Regions from separate parts of the Homo sapiens genome. Here region 1 is linked to region 2. A link is a contact called in ENCODE Hi-C or POLR2A ChIA-PET data. All regions are on one chromosome and are shown on one strand. The core of a region is the stretch at or near the end of the contact, and the rest is flanking DNA. Distances in the headings are between cores, read along the strand shown. Region 1 has its middle 510 kb from the start of HINT1. Region 2 has its middle 620 kb from the start of CHSY3-AS1.

Region 1 (3,684 bases), core at 55-2,554, 120 kb after region 2:
TTCTTGCTTATTCCACAGTTGTCTAATCTCCAGCCACACAGAAAGCTAACTGGTCCAAATGGTCTGTGGAGCTTTCATTTTAGCATAAGCTAGATCAATATGTTATAGCATTATGTTTAAGAATTATTAATCTCCAAATTTGCTGCTACCCTCCTAGCAGCACTCCAACAGTTCCCAGGTTTTCTTCTGTACTTTCCAGAAGTGGGAAGAAGGAACTTAGGACCTAGTGGAAACATAAGTTTCAATAGTCATCTCACTATGGTAGATTACGGATCAGGTATCACCCAGGACCAACTTGGTTTCAGTTGATAAGCATTAAGCAATAGTGTTTCTGGGTAAAATCTGTTATTAGTGCGTGGATGCCAGGTTAGGGATGAGGAAGCCAGGCCCTTAGAGAGGACAGTGTCCTGGTCCCACGCAATAGATCTGATACCCATAGAGAGGCAGAAAGCAGAAGCTGGAGCAACTTTTCCACAAGAGACTTGGGGCCTGAGTCCTGCAGCTCTGGAACTTGGGAACCAAGTTGAACAATAGCTTGGGAGCAGGCATTCTCCCAATTCAGAATAAAATGCAGAACAGCTCCAGGGGCAGAGGGAAGGCAATGGGATAGCACATTACTCAGCAAGTGGGGAGGGGAAGCACTGACAGAAAATTCCTCAGGCAAGTGGAGGGGGGCTCATGAAAAGACTGTATGAGGCTGCTAGTTTGGAGCAGACATGAGATACTCCAGAGATCCCAGGAACAACAGGGAAGGCAGTGTGACTATTGGGTAGCTGTGATACAGTGATAAGTGCTCTCCAGCTGGACTCATGGGGTGAAATGGGCAGGTGGGGCACAACCCAATGAAGCATAAATAATAATGTCCCTCTTTTCACCTATAGGAGGGATTACAAATACACCTAAGTATATTGCTTGTCATTTGTTTTGTGATACACTCTACAACTGATCTGGCTAGACCAGTATGTTATAGCATTATGTTTAAGAATTATTAATTTCCAAATTTGCTGCTACCCTCCTAGCAGTACTCCAACAGTTCCCAAGTTTTCCTCTGTACTTTCCACAAGTGGGAAGGAGAAGGGACTTAAGACTCAGTAGTAAAATGAGTTTAAATCTTGGGTGCTGAAGAGTGACTCTCAGGATTGAAAACTGATTACTAAAATCAGTCTTGATTTATGGCAGATTGCATTTGTCCACTGAATGCTAAAACATACTAACATCTGCAATAGTCAAATTCCAGGTCTCACAATTAGAACTTCATATGTGTTTTGCCTTTCCCACAGATGATTCACACTCTCACTCTATCCTCCAAATGGGCCTCAGTCACTCATCATCCAGTGATGATTCACTCTGCTCCTGTTTATACTTAAACACATCATACAGCAACTATTTTCATATATGTCATGGTTTCCTTGAGTGACATATGTTTCTGTAACGTTACTGGAACACAAACCTATGCAGAAACTCTCAAATTCACGAAGTGACCTAGAGCTCTGGTCAGGAGCCTAGAGCTCAGGTCAGGAGCCTGGTCAGGAGCCTGCCAGGTCAGGAGCCTGGCATTGGGCTCAGAATCTATTCTAGGCATAAAGGAGTCCTTAATAGGTAGTGTAAATAACTTCCTATTTCCTTTGTGTTTTTGTTTGGTAATAGTGAAACACTGGAATTTTGTGGATGTAGCAGTGTTCATGTAAGAAGAGGCCCAATAAGAAGATATTTTAAAATTCTAATCAGCCTCCTCCCTTCATCTCAGCCTAAGGCCCTCTGGCCTACAATTCCCTTTCTTAAGACCTCATTGAATTTGATTTCATTTAATTAACAAAGAAAAAAGCAGATATCTCATTCTTTATCTCCCTGCAGTCTTACTTATGACATTTAATCTAGTATTACATGTTTCTGAAAGCAAATTATTATTAGAGTGTTCATTATTGCTGTAATCCCTTACCTAAAAACATTCTGTTTATTTTGTTTCCCTGAACTGTCACCAAAGACGTCAACATTAATACTGTATTTTTCATAATTTTTGACACAAGCCATAGACACTTGTGCATCTTCTTTGAGGAGACTCTAATTCTGAATGTATGGCATATGTTCCAATGAAATAGAAAAAGGAAGGCTGGGTGCAGTGGCTCACGCCTGTAATCCCAGCACTTTGGGAGGCCGAGGTGGGCAGATCACAAGGTCAAGAGATCGAGGCCATCCTGGCCAACATGATGAAACCCTGTCTCTACTAAAAATACAAAACTTAGCCAGGCATGGTGGCATGCACCTGTAGTCCCAGATACTCAGGAGGCTGAGGCAGGAGAATTGCTTGAACCTGGGAGGCAGAGGTTGCAGTGAGCAACAGAGCGAGACTCCATCTCAAAAAAAAAAAAAAAAAAGAAAAGTAAAGTAAACTAGCAAAGATGGCATCTACAAGGTAAAGTCTTTCAATTGAAAAGGAAAGATATATAAAATTATTTCAATAATTTATGTCTTCAAAAACAGTATATTTTAAATAGTAAAAACAAATAGAAACCACATAGCCAAATTAAAAGATTCTTGCATCCCAGCATTTGATTTACAGTTGAATTATAAGTTAAAATGTTCTATGGTTTCAGACTGCAGTATGCAAGGAAAGAAAAACATGATATGTAGATACACATACGACAGTTTTCCAAATTGTAAAATGGAGGTAAAAATCTATTTGCATCCCCAGATTTCATTTCACAAAGATTTTATATGAATAACTTCTCAAGTGATTTCATTAGATTAGAAAAGAAATTCTGTTTGTTGCAAAGAAAGCAATCTTTCTCTTCATATAATAACTAGTCTGGTTTCACTGATGGCTTAACACACAGTCAAATCACTGCTCTGTGAAGCCAAGCATGATCTTCATAAGGGTCAGGAGGCAATGCACATAATGGTAGTCATAAATAGCTAATTATGGCTGCATGAAATTAAACAGTACCTAAAGCATTTAAGTTATAACCTCAAGTATATTGCATACATTTAAGAAGGACAATATGGTCTAGAAATACCCATAGGAAAGATATGTTTTTAATCTCATTAGGAAAAAAGAATTTTACTTGCAAGTTTCTAGCTTGCTGCTATATTGCTCCAATGAATAAGCAAATCACTTTAAACAATACCTAAATCATATGGCATACTGTTTATATTGGTCAAGGTTCTTTAGATAAATGGAACCAATAAGATATATAGAGATACAAAGAAGTAAATTTTTTAAGTGGGATTGGTTTATGCAAACACAGCTTAGAAGTTCCACGACCTGCCATCTGCAAGCTGGAGGCCCAGCCCGGGAAAGCTAGTGGTATACTACCAGTCCAAACTCAAAAGCCCATGAACTGGGGCCAATGGCATAAGCCCTGGTCCAAGCCCAAAGGCCCCAAAACCAGAAGCACTGATGTCTGAGGCAGAAGATGGATGTCCCAGCTCAAGTAGAGAGCAAATTCCCCCTTTCTTCACCTTTTTGCTGTATTCAAGCTTTCAGTGGATTAGATGCTTATGCACATCAACAAGGGCAGATCTTTACTTAGTCTATGGATTCAAAGGCTAATCTCTTCCAGAAACACCCTCATAGGCATACCCAGAATTATGTTTACCAGCTATCTGGGAATCCTTGAGCCCAATCAAGCTGACACACAAAATTAACTATCACAGTGTTTTCCTATGAATGAATAGAAAAGGAAA
Region 2 (3,644 bases), core at 379-2,878:
TCCTCGCCATCAGCTTTCCTCAAGCTTACTGACCTCACTGTAAGTCTCAAGTCTTTGTGATGTTTGCTTTACCTGCCATGTTTTATAATTTCAGCCAAGATTTGCAAAAATAAAAAAAAAATTATATTTATTAGGTAAGAATAACGCTTCTAAACTGAATGAATTTTTCCCAAAAAATTTGTCTCAATTAAGGCTTTCTTGATGAAGAAAATCATAGTTCTATGGGTCTAAATTACTCAGAGACTGTGAAAGATCAGGATGAGAATAGGAGAAATGAGCAAAGGGAAGCATGAAGAAAAGTAAAAGGAAGAGGAAGAACAAGCATAAAGGAACAAAGATGAAGTGGGGGAAGCTCCATGTGCTGTGTGTGAATGTGTGTGGCATGGGTGAGTGCTCAGGGACATCGGCACCAAAGAGTAAGTCATTTCTATTTTCTCAACATTTAAAATATAGACTATATACCTGATGTGCACTTGAGTGGCATTAATTGATAGTGATTTACTTTATTAAAAGTATCATATTCACCATTATGCTTTCAATTCAGTTATAAAGTTGCACTGAATGACCTGTTCATTTGGATTCATTTATGTTCAAGAGGAGGAATGAAATAGAATAAAATATAAATAAATGTATTTTCACAATTGTCATTAATTATTTTAAACTACGCAAAAATATTTTCCTTATGTCTCACTTTAGGAAAAATTCTAAATGAAAATTTAACCTCATATATTAGAGAGGAAAAATGTTTTGTCATTTAAAAATAATTAATATACTCTTTTTAAAGTAGGATAGGAAACAAGATTCTCAACACATAATGTGACTGCTCAATTTTAAACTCATATCTGCCAAGGATATTTTCTTGGTCATGTTCTCCTCTCTGAGTTCACTCTAAGCAATGCCCTTCAGTTTCACAACTTTAACTCTCACTTTGTAATGGGTAATTTAAATTTCCTCTCTAGGCCCTGAGCTCTAAATATAAACCTAGAACTGCAGCATCCCTCTTACCTAAAATCAATGTTTTAAATTTCTTCAATATTCATCTACTAGACCGGGAGTGATAGCTCACGCCTGTAATCCCAGCACTTTGGGAGGCCAAGGCGGGCGGATCCCGAGATCAGCAGATGGAGACCATCCTGGCTAACATGGTGAAACCCCGTCTCTACTAAAAATACAAAAAACAAAATTAGCCAGGTGTGGTGGTGGGCGCCTGTAGTCCCAGCTACTCTGGAGGCTGAGGCAGGAGAATAGCGTGAACCCGGGAGGCGGAGCTTGCAGTGACCCGAGACCTGCACTCCAGGCTGGGCAACAGAGCGAGACTCCATCTCAGAAAAAAAACTAGACAATATGACAGCACCACCCTTCTGTTAAAAAATAAACTTGTAATGAATCATTATTATGAAAGATTGTTCAGTCTAAACTCCCCATTTGATTCGTCAAAACTGTTCAAAGTTTTGGTCTCAGACTGTCTTTGTAATTTCCTTCCACCACTATCTTTCCTGTACATCATATTCCACACAATCTGAGGTTGCTATTTGTCATGGACATCTTGCAGTTTCTCTCTGTATGCCTGATCATCTTTACTCCATAGGGCAGCCATGGACATGTTCCCTTCAGATCTCTTTAAGAAAACCTGCTATAGGGAGCAGAGTTAACTGAAAGCCTGCAGCAGCCAGTCCTGTGAATGCTGAGACCACATTTTCCTGGGGCTACTGTTAACCAGTGACTCAGCATAGTAGAATTATGAGTGCTAGCCCATTTCTGCCCTGTGCAATATGTCTCAAATAGGCAACTTTGATTCATGGAACCCCCATGATCCTGCCTGAGACTTTCTGAGAACAATGCTACAGCCTAGAGCTCTTCCTATCTAATTCTTCCCTCTCTCCTTTTAAAAAGAACAGACATGCATCATGTTCTGAGGCTTTCTTTATCTACTCTTACACCTTCACCCTTTATTCTTCATAAGTGTCTCCCCTAATAAATGTCTAGTACACATAGTCCCATGTTGGTGTCTGCTTCTCAGAAGACCCAAGGTGACAAACACTTCTCATCTCTGTGTGTCTACTTCTACTCATCCTGCAAGATTGAATTCAAATACAATTCATCAGCAATTCTCCAATTAATTATCTGAGAGCAGCTCTTTTTCTCCTCTGATATATCCTTTCATTCCTCTTTTTATGGTATTTTATTCCTTTAAAAATGTATGAATATGGGATGTTTGGACCCACAGTGGCAGTGGCTGCTGTGCATGCCAACCTATGCATGGTGGCAGCTGGGGATCCCAAGGTTGGGCCTCTCCCGCAGGTGCTGACCTAGCTGGGTTGTGAGTGGACAGTGGCCTCAGTGGCCAGCCAGCCAGGTTGAGGCTCTGGAGAACAGAGCAGAGCCTGGGCCCAGGCCTGAGCCAGGGAAGGATGGGTGCCCAACAGCCCCTGGCCCACCTGGTGGGTAGGGCAGCAACAGTGGCCTCCTTAGATGAAGAGAGCTTTGCACTGTACTTAACCTCTAATGCAGAATTTGATGCTGTGATAGGATATTTAGAGGATATTATCAAAGATGACAAGTTCTAGTTATTAGAGAAATTTCATGGACAAGTACTACTGAGAGTTTGCAGATGCAGAAGAAAATAAACTCAACTTCATGCCTATTTTTAATGAATATATTTCTTTGGTAGGAAAGTATATAGAACAGCTGCTGGAGAGGATTCCTGGATTTAACATGGCAGTTTTCACAGCAACATTACAGCACCATAAGGATGAAGTGGCTGGTGACATATTCAACACGCTGCTCGCATTTATAGATTTTTCTGGCTTTTAAAGAAATATTTCTGGACTACAAAGTGGAAAAAACAGGCCAGGGACTGGACTTAAGCAGTGGTTTAGTGGTGACTTTGCCGTGCAAATCATCTTCTATGCCAGCTTCCCAGAACAATCTGCTGCACTAAGTTCCTGCCTCCAGGCAATGAATGGGAGCATTCTGGACGTCACTGGCCCAGTAGGCCAATAGGCTCAGCTAATTATCACAGAAGAATACATCTTAAATAGACTGACTCTGTTCTGCAACTCTTCATTCATGTTAAGTATTGATGGGTCAAAACCAAAATGATCTGACACTCCTAGACCTGTCTCTCCTGAAACACTTTTCTGTATTTTATAACCTTAGTACTCTTCCCCAAGTGCTCAGTAACCCTAGTATTCCTCCCCTCCCCAACTAGACACCTCTTTCAGGTGCTCTGAGTCAGATTCCTCTGAAGCAAGCCCATGTCAAGCATTCCACCTAGCGGGGCCCTTCCCCCAGTATATGTGTTGGTATGTCAACACATCTACCATCACCAACTCTTCTTGTCCCGGCAGGCTCTGCATGAATCTCTTTGTGCACTCACAGTTCTTTTTAGTATGAGTCAGAGTTTCGGTCCTTCAGCCTCAATGGGGCTTTTGAGTATTTGGGAGTACTTATCTAGGGTGTTCCTCAAGCCAGCTGCCTGCCTTGAGATTTCCGAATCTCCCATGTTCACAGCTTGTCTTGGCTGTAGGCATCAACAGAAACAGTGAAACTGTATCAGGACTGTTTCTGGAAGTCTTTTTGAACCATTATTTTTGAAAAAAATATAGATGAATATGCAGGCTAACCTAGTAAATATAATCTTG

Evidence for each region. Hi-C counts contacts between places; a loop is a spot of excess contacts on that map. ChIA-PET counts read pairs that join two places held with the same protein, here RNA polymerase II (POLR2A). Pooled maps may share reads with other maps.
Region 1: a loop to region 2 is called in a map of mammary epithelial cell, with 4 times the contacts of the local background. The contact joins two enhancer-like sites. A Hi-C loop is called at or near these places in 1 of 168 maps with a recorded cell type or tissue (mammary epithelial cell) and 1 of 50 pooled maps. POLR2A ChIA-PET finds 5 or more read pairs at or near these places in 1 of 52 experiments (WTC11).

The regions. Positions count from the first base shown.
Region 1 is chr5:130,651,052-130,654,735 of GRCh38, forward strand. No RefSeq gene overlaps it. Among named protein-coding and RNA genes, the nearest start is that of HINT1, 510 kb to the right of the region's middle. Within about 2 kb of position 1,305, at least 2 of the 41 ENCODE cell types and tissues checked have a DNase peak (open chromatin) inside an H3K27ac peak, as active enhancers do; they include mammary epithelial cell, where a contact is called at or near this core.
Region 2 is chr5:130,526,948-130,530,591 of GRCh38, forward strand. It overlaps the pseudogene ARL2BPP4. Among named protein-coding and RNA genes, the nearest start is that of CHSY3-AS1, 620 kb to the left of the region's middle. RefSeq lists an enhancer at 2,781-3,644. Within about 2 kb of position 1,629, at least 2 of the 41 ENCODE cell types and tissues checked have a DNase peak (open chromatin) inside an H3K27ac peak, as active enhancers do; they include mammary epithelial cell, where a contact is called at or near this core.